Regions from separate parts of the Homo sapiens genome. Here all the other regions are linked to region 2. A link is a contact called in ENCODE Hi-C or POLR2A ChIA-PET data. All regions are on one chromosome and are shown on one strand. The core of a region is the stretch at or near the end of the contact, and the rest is flanking DNA. Distances in the headings are between cores, read along the strand shown.

The links. Hi-C counts contacts between places; a loop is a spot of excess contacts on that map. ChIA-PET counts read pairs that join two places held with the same protein, here RNA polymerase II (POLR2A). Pooled maps may share reads with other maps.
Region 1: a map of naive thymus-derived CD4-positive, alpha-beta T cell shows a loop between it and region 2 (22-fold over the local background). The contact joins the promoter of ABI2 here to the promoter of KANSL1L in region 2. A Hi-C loop is called at or near these places in 1 of 168 maps with a recorded cell type or tissue (naive thymus-derived CD4-positive, alpha-beta T cell) and 2 of 50 pooled maps. POLR2A ChIA-PET finds 5 or more read pairs at or near these places in 1 of 52 experiments (AG04449).
Region 3: a pooled map shows a loop between it and region 2 (23-fold over the local background). The contact joins the promoter of FAM117B here to the promoter of KANSL1L in region 2. A Hi-C loop is called at or near these places in 3 of 50 pooled maps.

What each region holds. Positions count from the first base shown.
Region 1 is chr2:203,326,940-203,331,941 of GRCh38, forward strand. It overlaps ABI2 (abl interactor 2), which reads left to right and starts at 1,455. Exons shown (of 12, transcript NM_001375670.1): 1 at 1,455-1,692. The coding sequence starts at 1,576. RefSeq lists an enhancer at 342-1,312 and silencers at 1,114-1,453, 1,210-1,397, 1,674-2,023.
Region 2 is chr2:210,168,356-210,172,879 of GRCh38, forward strand. KANSL1L (KAT8 regulatory NSL complex subunit 1 like) reads right to left here and starts at 3,054. Exons shown (of 15, transcript NM_152519.4): 1 at 2,794-3,054. RefSeq lists enhancers at 2,079-2,713, 2,141-2,320, 2,714-3,349, 3,350-3,983 and silencers at 2,511-2,820, 2,941-3,270.
Region 3 is chr2:202,632,374-202,637,272 of GRCh38, forward strand. FAM117B (family with sequence similarity 117 member B) reads left to right here and starts at 2,596. Exons shown (of 8, transcript NM_173511.4): 1 at 2,596-3,415. The coding sequence starts at 2,815. RefSeq lists silencers at 2,634-2,863, 3,054-3,103, 3,204-3,643.

The DNA.
Region 1 (5,002 bases), core at 205-2,704, 6.8 Mb before region 2:
ACTACAGGCGCCCGCCACCATGCCCAGCTAATTTTTTTATTTTTATTTTTAGTAGAGACGGGTTTTCACTGTGTTAGCCAGGATGGTCTCGATCTCCTGACCTCGTGATCCGCCCGCCTCGGCCTCCCAAAGTGCTGGGATTACAGGCGTGAACCACCGCGCCCGTCCTAAAGTGATTTTTTTTTGAAAGTATAAGTTTCCTCATCATCTGAATGAAAAAAATTCACTGTAGGAGGGCCAAGAGATCACCAGATTAAGAAAAGTGTTGAAACAATGGATCTTGTTCTAACTACACAAGTCTAAGATGGTACTGCCTGGAATCAACTTTGATTTTCCACAGCACAAATAAAGGTCATGGCTTCATATCTCAGCAATGGTCAGGAGTTTTAGTTTTTCCAGATTACATTGTGTGGGGTAGTCTGATTTAGGAAAACAAGACACAGTATCTGGAGAATAAAAACAGAATTATAACTCTGCAAGAGGAAAATTATCTGCCTTGAATTTTTGTAGCACTTAATGTTTTTTCAAGGTATTTTCACAATAAACGTTGATTTTATCTATGTAACAGCCCTGTGAAGAAGGCAATTACTACTAGCAAAATCGTTTTCAAAATTTTAAATACTGAATCCATGAATAGGAAAAAGGACAGCGAAGTTGATAGCATTAGAGAAATGACAGAAAAGGTTATGAGTGAGGAAGCGAATCATAGAAATGGCAAACATAAAAAGCTGAGGCCCACGGCACCGCAAACCAGGAGAGAAAGGGGCTAATCTGGCAGGGGAGAACAGCGTTAGTGGGGAAGTGCAAAGAGGCAGGGGCGCAGGAAAGCTGGGGTTAGGAAACTGCAATTCACTGCAACAAAGAGGATGAGGTCAAATCTGAGAAAAATGAAGTCAGGTGGCATTGAAAGCTGCGTGGAAGTTTTATTCCTGCCCTGTTGAGGTGTGATCTTTCACAGAGGAGGGTCCCAAGAGTGGAGGCTGTGCCCTCCTTCGGCCTCCCGTCAGCAGCAGAGGGAGAAAAGCCTCGAGAAGTTCCCTAGGCCGATGACCTCCATGGGGACGGAGCCGAGATGAGTCCCGGAGGGAGCCGGCAGGAAGCCAGCTGAGCAGGGTGGTGTGTTCCCGCCGGGCTAACAAAGGCCGCCGGGAGGTGGGGGCTTCTCCAGCCGCTCCAGCGGCGGGCGGGCGGCGGAAGGGTTAACTGCACCACCAACTCCCGCGCGCATCCCGGCCCCTACCCCCGCCGTCGCTAGGAGACGCCGGAAGTGGGGGAGGGGCCGGCGGCGCGGGCGAGGGTGGGAATCTTTTTCGGGCTCCCGGGGGCGGAGGGAAGGGAGCGCGCGTGCGCGCGCCCGGCCGGCCGTCGCCGCGGTGACCGTCCTCGGAGTCCGTCGGCTCGCGCCCCGCCCCCGTCGCCCCCTCCCCTGTCGCGCGCTGGGGCTGTTTCTCGCTCCTTCCGAGTTACCGCCGCCGTCGCCGCCGCTCCTCCTCTCCCGGTCCTGGGTTTCCTTGGCGCTGCGGCCGCCGCTCCCTCTGCGACCTGTATGAGGAGGAGGAGGAGGAGGATGTGAAGATGGCGGAGCTGCAGATGCTGCTGGAAGAGGAAATCCCGGGGGGCCGCCGGGCCCTCTTCGACAGCTACACAAATCTGGAACGGGTGGCCGATTACTGCGAGAACAACTACATACAGGTGCGAAGCATCCCCAGCTGGGCCGCGTCGGGGACCCCCCCGCCGGGGGCCGCGCGCCTCGGGGCGTGGGGCCGAGGCCGCCTCGGGGACACGGCCCAGCGGAGCCCCCGATGGGGGTGGGGAGCTGGGTGAGGGCTGGGGCTGGTGAATGGGTGGGAATTCTCCGGCTGGAGAAACTGCATTTTAAAAACCTTTAAAAAAGCGGTGAAGCAGTTCTCGGCGTGGTGCGTGTGTCGCGTCCCGCCTCCTCGCCGCTCCCGCCCTCGGCCGCCCCCGCACTCCGCGCCGGTCAGCGTTCCGGATGGCGGAGGGGGCGGAGAGTGGCATTTTCTGTTTGACGGAATCCTGCTCCCCACCTTAGGGTAGGGGTGTCGCGGGTGTTGACGGGTTACCTCCATCCCCCAAATTCTGGATGATTTTTAAGGGGTTATCTTGCTGCAGAGTGAAGTGCTTCAGGCTTCAGTTTTCTGTTCCTGTGAATGCTTCAGAAACCCTTTCTTAATATTTTATGTTCTAAAGGGGATACGGTAGAAGAGCAGCAGTTTCTTGTTGGAAGTTAATGCCATTTTTTTCCCTATGGAGAAGGATGATGAGCTGATTCCCCCCTCCCTCCTAGTTCTGTTAGAATAGGCAGTTTTCCTGGGGGTGGGAGGAGGACAGACTATGACTGTTTCTTAGAGAGAATTGGGAAGATGAACCTCCTGGTTTAATTTTTTTTTTTTTTTTTTTTTTTTACCGTGATGGATCGTTTGGCTCAAGGGCTGATAGTGGTAGGGGCGTGTGTATGGAGGCGGGGGATACCGGATGGTATGAGATCCAGCTGCTCCTGGATGAAGCAAAATATTCTGTGGATTAAAAAAATCCTTCTTTAAAAATTACTTGAAAGGATAGCAGGTTAAAAGGCACAGTTTGCAAAATCTAAAATCTTTTGCTTTTTTTTTTATGGTTATTTTGAATTATGGGTTCTGCCTCCATTTTTTTTCTTTCCCGTTTAAATTCTCTTGGGATAAAGATGGAAATGGAAGCAATATGTTAAACTGTTTCTTCACAGTCTTTTTTTTTTTCCTTTTTTCTTGCTCCCACCTCCATCTCTCCAGGGATCCTTCTTTTTTCTTTTCTTTTTGAGACACAACCTCGTTCTGTAGTCCAGGTTGGAGTGCAGTGGCGCGATCTCGGCTCACTGAAACCTCGGCCTCCTAGGTTTGAGCAATTCTCATGCTTCAGCTTCCCGAGTAGCTGGGACTACAGGCGCCCGCCACCACAGCCGGCTAATTTTTGTATTTTTAGTAAAGATGGGGTTTCACCATGTTGACCAGACTGGTCTCGAACTCCTGACTTCAAGTCATCCACCCACCTCGGCCTCCCAAAGTGCTGGGATTATAGGCGTGAGGCACCTTTCTTAACATTAGCTATATAGGAAAGCATTTTCATGTCTTAGTGTAAATTTTAAAAAACAGGTGTTACAATTTTATAGGTTCATAAATTTTGTAATGGCCACATTGTTGATCGCGGAAGTGAGATTTTGTTTGATTAGACATACTGTTATCTTGTAGACAACATTTGTATTTGAGAATGACCCGAACCACTGTATAAACCTGTTCCTTCGAAAGAGGCAGTTGACTATGGCTACTAGGAAAGGAATGTAGGCAAGATTAATACAAAAAAATACAAATGTCCACTTGTAATGTACTTTGCTGATACAAGTGGGGTAGAAAAGATTCAGAGGTTCAGGCCTGGGCGATAAGAGTGAGACTACATATCAAAAAAAAAAAAAAAAAAAGATTCACTTGCTCAATTTTTCGCTAAAATTGAAAGTCTTTTATGGCCTAGAACTGTGTGAGGGGTGGATGGTACATACCTAGTAGGAGAGGCTGATCTTGGAGGAAATTAATACCATGTAGTTAATTTATACTCTGTAGTGCACTGCTGGTACCAAGGAGGACTGGAGGAAGCAATGCTGTTCTGAGGGATTTCACAATCTCTAGTAGAGGCAAAACCTAAAGGAATGAAGTGGTAATTCCATTGCCTTGTGCAGCATATTATGGGGAAAGAGTTGCAGGTCAGAAGAGAAACTGAGGGTGGAAAAGTGGATTGCAATTATTACCAGTAAGAAATAAAAAATAAACAGATTTCTCTCTCTTTTGCAAGATGATTTCTTATTGTAATTTGAAGGTACAAGTTCCTCTTAAGTTATAATTGCTATATAAAGGTAAAAGGATAAGGATTATTAAAGCTGAAAGGTTAAAGGCATCAGCAGTTTTCTTTTTAAATATTTTATACATTTCCTTCAGTTGAAAAGAGAAAAACGTTACTACTATCAATCTCTGTTTTAGCAATGGGACTCAAAATTTAGTGTGGTGACATTTTAAAATTTAAAGCATAAATATTGATTAATATTAATTTAATAGAAATGAACTTAGATTTTAAAATAGTTTATTTCTTCAGTTTAGCATCTGAAGTATATTTTACACTTTCTCTTTTTTGATTATCATTTATTTTAGGATGCCTTAGGTATATAATTGGTACACTCTCAGGATGATAGCTCTTATATGATTTGTTGATTTGTTGGGAAAGTTGATAAATAGAACGTGGTGACAGTGGATTTGTGCTGATCCAGCTGTACATTTGGTTGACCAGCAGGGGTTTTGATGCTGCCTGGACCCTGCAGTAGATGAAAGTTAATTCACAGGATCAGTGATCAAATGGTCAATTTAGCCTTTTTTTTTTTTTTTTTTTTCTGAGACAGAGTCTCACTCTGTCGCCCAGGCTAGAGTGTAGTGGCGCGATCTCGATCTCTGCTCACTGCAACCTCCGCCTCCTGGGTTCAAGCGATTCTTCTGCCTCAGCCTTCCAAGTAGCTGGGACTACAGGTGTGTACCACCATGCCTGGCTAATTTTTGTATTTTTAGTAGAGACGGGATTTCCCCATTTTGGCCAGGCTGGTCTGGAACTCCTGGCCTCAGATGATCGACCTGCCTTGGCCTCCCCAAAGTGTTGGGATTACAGGCGTGAGCCACCGCACCTGGCCAATTTAGCCTTATTATAGCATCATGTCTTAGCCACTAGCTCGAGTTAACTAACCCAACACTCATTTTATTGTGTGGAAATGTAATTTTTGCCTATAAAGTAGAAAAAAATCTGTTTATCATGTGTAATAAGTGTTTTTGCTCAGTGTTCTTTTTTTTTTTTTTTTTTTGACACAGAGTTTCACTCTGTCGCCCAGGCTGGAGTGCAGTGGCGCGATCTCAGCTCACTGCAACCTTCGTCCCCCGGGTTCAAGTGATTGTCCTGCCTCAGCCTCCCGAGTAGC
Region 2 (4,524 bases), core at 1,804-4,303:
ACATGAAAAACATCATGAAAACAAGGATTACATATTATTTATAAGATTTATGTGGTAGATTAAAGGGCATAAAGGATCCTATAGGCAATAAGAAGTGAGCTACCAAGAACCATCTCAATAATAAAGGAACTTCAGATAGCAGGCATCATTTTTTGTCAAACACAGTAAAAGCTACAAGTGAAACTACATTGATCAGTGAAACCTTTACGTTAATTTCATAGAAGACAGATGAATGAGTAAAGGAAATGAAATAATCTAAGGTATCATGATAAATGGCATCAAAATTGGATGAAGTTCTTGGATAATGCAGCAGTTGGGCTATGAGAAGTTAATTGACCTTCTGGTAGACAACTGTGATCAGATCACTGAGGCCTCACCTGAATGAAAAAGTAGTAAAAGTTATGAATCCAACAATAATAGTATATTACTAACAATGTACTAGTAAACTGAGTAAAACAAAAAGCAAAAGACAATTTCCTGATCTTCCATAGATAAAAAAGATAAATATTAGCCCACTGGCAAGTATTTATTGAGCACCCACTAAGTGATCTGCAGCATGTCAAACATGAAATATATTTCTTTCTCTCAAGCACTTTACAATAAGTTAAAAAATAAAAGATACATCACAGATTAGAGTGAAAAAATTTAAAATGCAAATTAAAGCAAGGTTTTTAGTTTTAAAGCCTAATACTAGGTGATAAACAAAGACATAATGGGAGGCACACACATACCACTAGATCACTGTAAATCAATACAACATTCTGTAATTTGGTGATGACATAAGAGCCTTAAAAAACACACACACAAACAAACAACAAAAACAGACTCTTTGGCCCAGTAATTCCTCTTCTACAAATCTAAGGGGGGGAAATTTCAAAGGTTTATGTAAAAGGATATTGTCTGTAGTGAAATATACACTAGCAAAACCAGAAACATCCCACATACGTGCCAACAGAAAAAATTTAAAATATGATAGTTACATGGCGAAATGTTAAGCAGCTATTAAAAATATTTTTCAAAGAATAATGATATGCGAATGTCTGAGTTAAATGAAAATACCATGTGGTCTCAGTTTTAGGAAAAATACACATATATGCAGACAGAAATATTTAAAGTACAAAATATTTATAGTTTTCTTATTTGCACTCATCTATTTTCCAATTACTTTATAATAATAAGATTTAACAAAATAATCGATTGTTATTTGCAAAGGCGCATCATGAAACAAAATTAAAATGTAAATGTTAAAAGTCAATGTGAGAGAATTGGCCTGGATTAAGAAGTTTCACATAAAAAATTACTCCAGACAGTTTGCGGGAGAGAATAATCTATGTAGATTAAAACCATGAGGAAATGGTTGCAGACGCTGACACTGATCTAAGTAGGTGGAAACTGAGGGAGAACCAAAGATAATGGTTACAACAGATTTTAAAGATACTCAAATATATTCTATTTCATGATTAATTCATTGTTTATATTTCCCCAACATGTGGGCTTTTAAAAAATTCACTTTTGTTATAAAAATAACACTACTTGGCAATTGGTAGAGATTAGGAATCACTTTTCCTAATACAAGGCATTTCTTCTTTCTTACAATCTCTTAAGACAGAGACCATATTATGAAACTTTACAAAAACGAAACAAGTTTGACATCAGAGAGGTGACTAACCCAAAGAAATGGCTAGTTATTAAGAACGGGAAAGGCAGAGACCACTCACTGTTAAGCCTCTTTCTCAATACTGAATTATTTTTAGAGTCATTTTTTCCTAGTCAGAAATTGCCAGTTTTGTCTGCAGTGCTCACTTCACTTAGGTTTTGTGGCTAACAAACCTGCCCCATCCAGCAATATTTAAAATTATTACTGACCCAAACTCAGATGAAGTTAAGCAAACTGGCTAAAGACGAAGGAAGTTTGTCTCCTAAACCTCGCCAGAACATGAATGTCCTGAAGTTTGGGGAATCAAAAACGGAATGTGCTTACCACAGTTCAAACAAAAAAACAAACAAAAACGGACTCTCCCAGAGTAAGAAAACATTACAAGAACGTCCATCCAGTGCCTGCCCTCCCGACTGCAAAGCCAGCCTCTTTCCTTTCCTGTGGTTTCTGAAACGGCCAGGATACCGCCTGGTATTTCTTGCTACCAAACACCACGCAATCTGACTTTTTCCAGCAAGACCGGTCCCTTCCTCAGCACACCGGTGACACAAACTTGGAAGCACCGTCCCTCAAAAATCCCCTAGATTCTGCTCTATCCCATCTAACTCTAAAGCCCAAATCTACGTTTTCCTGAAAGAAAGTGTGAAATAAATAAAATAGGGGTCTCATCAAATCCAGTGGGCTCCGCCTCAGAGCCGCCTCAAAAGAGCCGTCACCACACCCCCAATGGGTGAGGCTCAGCCGATGAGGCAAGAGGCGGGTCCAGGAAACCACGTGTTCTGCCTTCTGCGCACGCGCCAGCCAAAACAAAAGGGAGGTCTGCCAAGCCCCACCCCCCACGTGACCGGCGTCCAGGTCCGCCCCCACCCCTCCCTAGACCCCTTCCCTCCCCAGCTGCCAAGGCTGTTAGGTTTAGCCGTTTAAATTTGGCTGCGGTCAGACCCCCGCCCTAGAGCGCGATCCCGTGCCGAGACCAGAGTCCAGCAGCCCAGAGGATTCGGGGGGCGAAGGGGCTGCCGGTCGGTCGCCTGACCCGCAAGTCCACCCGGCAGTCTTCTCCCCTCCCCGCGCTGCCGCCGTCCCCAAGAGGGAAGACCCACCCCCGTCATCCCGCCGCTGAGACGCCGGCCACTCGCCTGCTGGGGCGCCCTGGCTCCCCTCCGCCGCCGCACCTTCGGTCCGGCCGTGGTGGGGGCTGCTGAGGTGATCTCTAGCTGCCCGCCCGCCTCCCCCACCCGGGGCGCCGCTGACTCGTCTCCAGAGCGCGCCCCGCTCCCGCCCCGGCCGCCGCCGCCGCCGCCGCCGCCGCCGCCGCCGCCGCCGCCGCCGCGGTTTAACAGTCCGCCCGCTGCCCGCAGCTCCGTGCGGCTCGGGGGGACGGAACCCTGCCGCGGTCTGGGAGCAGTGGGCGGGGCCCGGCGCTAGCCAATGGCAACGGGGGAGGGGCAGCGCCATGCAAATGAAGCGGGTGGCGGGGAAACCCCGGCAGGGGGCGGGGCCTGCAGAAGCGGCTCGGAGTGTTCTGGAAGTGGCAGGAGCACGACTCCCTTAACTCTGGTGCAGGGTTTACCTCGGCTCCCTCGGGACGGGTTCCGTGCAGCTCCTGCTTCCTCCCTTCTCTTTCCCAGTGCCATCCCTGGCGAGGGGGAAAAAAAAAAACACGGCCAGGAGACTTCCCACCCCTGCTTTGCTATTTTTGTACCTCCGTGACAGAAAAACAAAACCCTGAGGAAAAGTCAGGCGACTTCATTCCCTGCCGTCCGCGCCGGGGCCTCGACTACTGCTGGCGTCCGCGGCTTTCGCCCGCCGCTCCACAGGCGAGTTTTAAGAGATTTCTCACAATTGTCAAGTCCGCAAGTCTCCGTGCGTTTGCTTTTATTTGGGCCGTGCGTTCAAATGCGCTCATAATTCTTTCTGACCCTCAGAGGGGCCCTGAAGTAGGTGACAAATTTGCCTTGGATCCAACTGGGTGGTTTTATGATTAAAAAAAAAAAAACAGACAAAGCAGTTTTAAGTCTCTACAAATCTGGTTTGAGTGGCGCTGGACCTAACTCCCCTCTGCAGTAACGCTGTCAAATAAACAAACGGAGTTTATGTGGAGATAGTTGGCCAGCGACACCCAAAAACACTTCTGAGCGTCTTGCACCTGGCCCCGCGAACCGCTCACCACAAAACAAACCTGCACCTGGGCACTTCCCCAGCCAAGAACTCGATTTTTTTAAAACTGAACTCTAAATGTAGCTTCTTAGATGTTGTATCACAGTCTTTCCTAAGCACCGAATTTACACATGAAATGATTTAAGGAACGAAGAGCACTAGGCTTTTTAAGCCAGAAGGATAATAGCCATTATTTTAACCTTATCAATTGGATAAGATCCCGGGGGCGGAAGAGGGGAGAAATCCAAGGAATTGCAGTCATAACAAAGCGTAATCCGTAACATAGATAACTGGAATTGGAAAATTAGCTACTCGTTCCTGGTTCTTCTAGTAGATTGTGATATTACTGAAATAATTTTTATGACCAGCTGCATTTATTGGAGCTATATTTTTTTAATTACTGAATAATTGCACCTCGATATGGGGCAAGGGAAGAATTTTAGGAAATTGATTTACTTTCATTGTAATAAAAATTGTAAGCTAATGATGTGTTGTGAAAAATAATTAAATCAGTAAGTATTTATTGGATATTTACCATATTCAAAGGACTGTCCTAGTCCCTGGGGACAGAAATGCAAAAATGAATAAAGTATTTTTTAAAGTTTTGTTTTTTTAATTAGCAGTTTGAGACATCTAATAAGCATGTGTTAAGATAGATCAAAGGAAGATTCTGGATTTGAGTTGGACGTTTAAAAGACTTAAGAGAGAGG
Region 3 (4,899 bases), core at 1,346-3,845, 7.5 Mb before region 2:
CCTTTGGATTAATTCAGTAAATATGTATTGAGGTCCTACTTTGTGCAAGACAAAATACCACATACCACATACAGCCTCCATGAGTTATTTATTTCAGAGTCTGGCTCTGTCGTCCAGGCTGCAGTGCAGTGGCGAGATCTCCGTTCACTGCAGCCTCTGACTTCCGGGTTTCAAGCTATTCTCTTGCCTCAGCCTCCTGAGTAGCTGGGATTATAGGCATGTGCCATCATGCCTGGCTAATTTTGTATTTTTAGTAGAGACAGGGTTTCGCCATGTTGGCCAGGCTGATCTCGAACACCTGACCTCAAGTGATCTGCCTTGGCCTCCCAAAGTGCTGGGATTACATCCTTATTTAAAGGCATATCTTGTCTATCCATGCTTTTCAGACCAGACTTGGCTCTTTGCATGGATCCTGCTGGCAGTTTCCTGTATGTTCCTATCCAGTGAGAAGCTGTTTTTGGCCTCACACCAGGCTGTAGGGGCCAGATAGTGACGTCAGATCTATCCAGAGCACCAGCCAACTTAAGGCAGGTTCCTGGGCTAAGGGGCTGGGGCTTTCTCTGTGGAGGGGGAGAGAGGAGGAGAAAGGGGAATGGATGGTAAGGAGAGATGTGGGTCTCTGAATCACATGGAGACTCTGGAAGTGCTGACCATCTTCTACACACCACATTCTCATATCATCCTTGGTTAATAATCATAACAACAGTATGAAGCACATGGTACTGTTTAACTGCATTTTACAGATAAGGAGACTGGCTAGTGATCCACTCAAGGTCACAGAGTAAGTGGTGGTCATGGGATTTTAATTTCCTCTCTAGGTCTTTTTTTTTTAATTTTTTTTTTTTTTAAGACAGAGTTTCGCTCTTGTTGCCCAGGCTGGAGTGCAATGGAACGATCTCGGCTCCTTCCAACCTCTGCCTCCCGGGTTCAAGCGATTCTCCTGCCTCAGCCTCCCGAGTAGCTGAGATTACAGGCATGTGCCACCACGCCCGGCTAATTTTGTATTTTTAGTAGAGACGGGGTTTCCTCCATGTTGGTCAAGCTGGTCTCGAACTCCCGACCTCAGGTGATCCGCCCGCCTCAGCCTCTCAAAGTGCTGGGATTACAGGCATGAGCCACCACACCCGGCCTCCTCTCTAGGTCTTTAAAAGCCTTCCACCTCACGCCTGTAATTCCAGCATTTTTGGAGGCCGAGGTGGGCGGATCATGAGATCAAGAGATCAAGACCACCCTGGCCAACATGGTGAAACCGCCTCTTTACTAAAAACAGAAAAATTACGGGGCGTGGCGGCACGCGCCTGTAATCCCAGCTACTTGGGAGGCGGAGGCAGGAGAATTGCTTGAACGCGGGAGGCGGAGGTTGCACTGAGCCGAGATTCGAGCCAGTGCACTCCGCCACTGCACTCCAGCCTAGGTGACAGAGAGAGACTTCTTCTCAAAAAAAAAAAAAAAAGGCCTTCCACCACCGCGCAAAGGGACCCAGTAGGATTTCAGGTCCAGAGTGAATCATACTATGCCCTCCACTCCCACATTTTTACACGACGAAATCTGTCTAGCATGTACAACTAATAAAAATAGTAGAGGGAAAAGAGGTCATGGATAGGCAATTTATAGCCAGACAGGTGGGAGTGTAGGTTTTGGCTCCACCATTTTTTATTTTCTTGATGAGGAGCCCTTTAGGTCATTTTAGAAATAGTGTCACTGCCTGCCTTCCCGAGTCTTTGCCACACCAAAGACTTGTTTCCTCCGCTAGACAAAAATATGGATGGCTGTCCCAGTTCTGTCTCAAACAATGATCGTGTAGAATCAAATAAGGCCCTCTGTAAACTATAGCACTTTACAAACTGGTAAGGTAGCAGCCATCCTTCCAAGGTATCAGGGAACAGCGAAGCAGCTGATTAAAATAGTCTTGATTACTTGAGATACAGGAGGGTAGGAATAACATGTGGTAACTGAACTCTATAGATACTATCTAAAATCGCATTCTAACAGGCAAGTTTAATCTTTCTGAGATTTGCCTCTTTGTAGAGCTCTAAAAAATAAAAGGAGAGGGGCGTAAAATGCCAGTAAGATTAGTTAAATTTCTTCTCCTTTTGAGCCCTGCCCATAGGTAGATGGAATTAGGGCAGAACAAAAACATTAAGAATAAAAGCCCGAACGAGATGCGCGTACAGGTGAACACAAGTGAACACTGGGGTAAGGAAATGAGTTATGCGGAAAAGGCTTCAGACCATCCCTGGGAACTGCTCCGGGTCTGGACATTTCCTTTGGCAACCTTCCAGAGTCTGAGTCCCCAGGGCTCCCCCCGGCGGGAAAGGAAAGGCGCGCGTGGCTAGGCGCGCGCGTACACGGGCACTCACGTGTACACACACACGCGCGCACACTACACATACACACAGGGCCCATTTCCTCCGCTCCCTCCCCGCGGGGGGCGGGTCTCTTTCTCTTTAAAGAGCAGACGGTCTCCGCGCACACCCAGGCTCTCAAGGCCTCGGGGGCCCGGGACCCGAGCTGCTCGTAGCCAATGGGAGCAGTGGAGCGGCTCGAGCGCGGCTGACGCTGCACCAATGGGCGATCGTGGGGGGCGGGGGCAGCAGAGGAGACACTATTGTTGATGAGGAGCGGCGGCGGCGGCGGCGGCGGCTGCACCACCTCGTTGCTGCCTGCCCCGGCCCGGTCTCCCCCTGCACCCCGGAGTCCGGCTTCGTCACCCCGTCTTGGGGGGCCTGCCCTCCGGCCTCGAGAATCCTCCCCCTGCAGCCCAACAACAACAAAACCCCCCGTCTCGCCCAGTCACCGGGGAGGGGGGGGACCATGTCCCAGCGGGTGAGGCGCAATGGGTCCCCCACGCCGGCCGGCTCCCTTGGGGGTGGTGCGGTGGCCACGGCCGGGGGACCCGGGAGCCGCTTGCAGCCCATGAGGGCGACGGTTCCGTTCCAGCTGAAGCAGCAGCAGCAGCAGCAACATGGCAGCCCCACGCGGAGCGGCGGCGGCGGCGGCGGCAACAACAACGGTGGCTGCTGTGGTGGCGCCTCAGGCCCCGCAGGCGGCGGCGGCGGCGGTGGCCCGCGCACCGCCTCGCGCAGCACCAGCCCCACGCGCGGCGGCGGGAACGCGGCCGCGCGCACCAGCCCCACGGTGGCCACGCAGACGGGCGCGTCCGCGACGTCCACGCGAGGCACCAGCCCCACGCGCAGCGCCGCGCCTGGAGCTCGCGGGAGCCCCCCACGGCCGCCGCCGCCGCCGCCGCTGCTGGGCACCGTGTCGTCGCCCAGCTCGTCGCCCACCCACCTGTGGACCGGCGAGGTGAGCGCGGCCCCACCCCCAGCCCGCGTCCGGCATCGGAGGAGGTCTCCGGAGCAGAGCCGAAGCTCGCCGGAGAAGAGGAGCCCCAGCGCCCCGGTTTGCAAAGCAGGTAAGTGCTGGGGGTCGCGCAGCAAGGGGGAGGCGGCTGCGGGAAGGGGTCCCGGGCGCGCGCTGCAATCGCGCGGGGACTGCAGAGCTGCCGCGGAGCCCGGGTGGCTGGGGGCGGGGCTGGGGGCGGTGCCGGGCGGTGGGGGACCCGGCAGTGCGGCCCCGCCTTTCCCGGGCCTACCCTACGCCCCGCCCGCCCGCCCGCCTCATTCACCCCTCTGCCCGCCCCGCACGGCTCCCTGGTGGTGGAGGTGCAGCGGCTAAACCTTGGGCTTGAGCTGATGAGTGTTAATGATAAACCTGGCTTCCTGGCCTTACTCCTGGAGGAGTCGTTACTGCTTACCCTCCCTTGAGGGTGAGGCTAGGAGTGGTTTGTCACTTTGTTTTAGGGACAAGGTTAATGTTGGCATAGCCCATATCTGCTGCTGCTAAGTATTTCTGTTCACAAAACAGTTTCAGATCTGGGGTACTGAATGCATTAGCAGTGGCAGATTTGGATCACTGAACAGAGGAGGCTGAGAACCGTGTTTTAGCATTTCCTAAGACTTGATAAATGGGTAGCAAGAAGTGAAAATTAAACAAGATTCCTTAGGAAGGTTTATGGGTTTTGTCTGAGGCTCTGGGTGTATTTCTGATTTTGTGTACTGATTCTGTGTTTTGAATGTAGAAAAACAGAATCCAGTGTTTTGTCTCCATCTTGTTATTGTTTTAGGGAGCTAACATTCGTTGTTTTTCTGTTTACCTGGAAGCTTTCTTGGGGAAGGTCCTGAATGGAGCTGTTGGGTGCCAATGGAGTCATTCATAAAGAGTAACTCAAAAGAGAAATTCAAATTGTGGGAAGTGGAAAGGAATAAAATTTATAATCTTGTTGCCTTAAGGAAAGAAATGGGTGGTTTTTACTTACGTATTCATTTTTGTCAACATATATCTTTGTCTTTCCTTGTCTGGGGAACTTCTGTTAGAATTTTCCAGGCAGAATGGTTGGGAATTTCAGGAAACAAATTCAGATGAAATAGTTTCCGAAATGGAAGGAATAGGATGACTCTTTCTTACTATTTATTTTATGAAAGTTTTAGATAATACTTATTTAGAGAGAATTGCCCTGGAAAATGATGAATAGTATTTTCTTTTTTTGAGACAGAGTTTCTGTTGCCCAGGCTGGAGTGCAGTTACACGATCTCGGCTTACTGCAGCCTCCAACTCCCGGGTTCAAACGATTCTGCCTCAGTCTCCTGAGTAGCTGGGATTACAGGCGACCGCCACCATGCCCGGCTAATTTTTGTATTTTTAGTAGAGACAGGGTTTCACCATGTTGGCCAGGCTGGTCTCGAACTCCTGACCTCAGGTGAAACGCCCGCCTTGGCTTCCCAGAATGCTGGGATTACAGGCATGCGCCACTGCGCCCGGCCCGAATAGTGTTTTCTAATTAGAACCAGAGCACTGTTTTATTTATGTATTTATTTTTATTTATATTTTTATTTATTT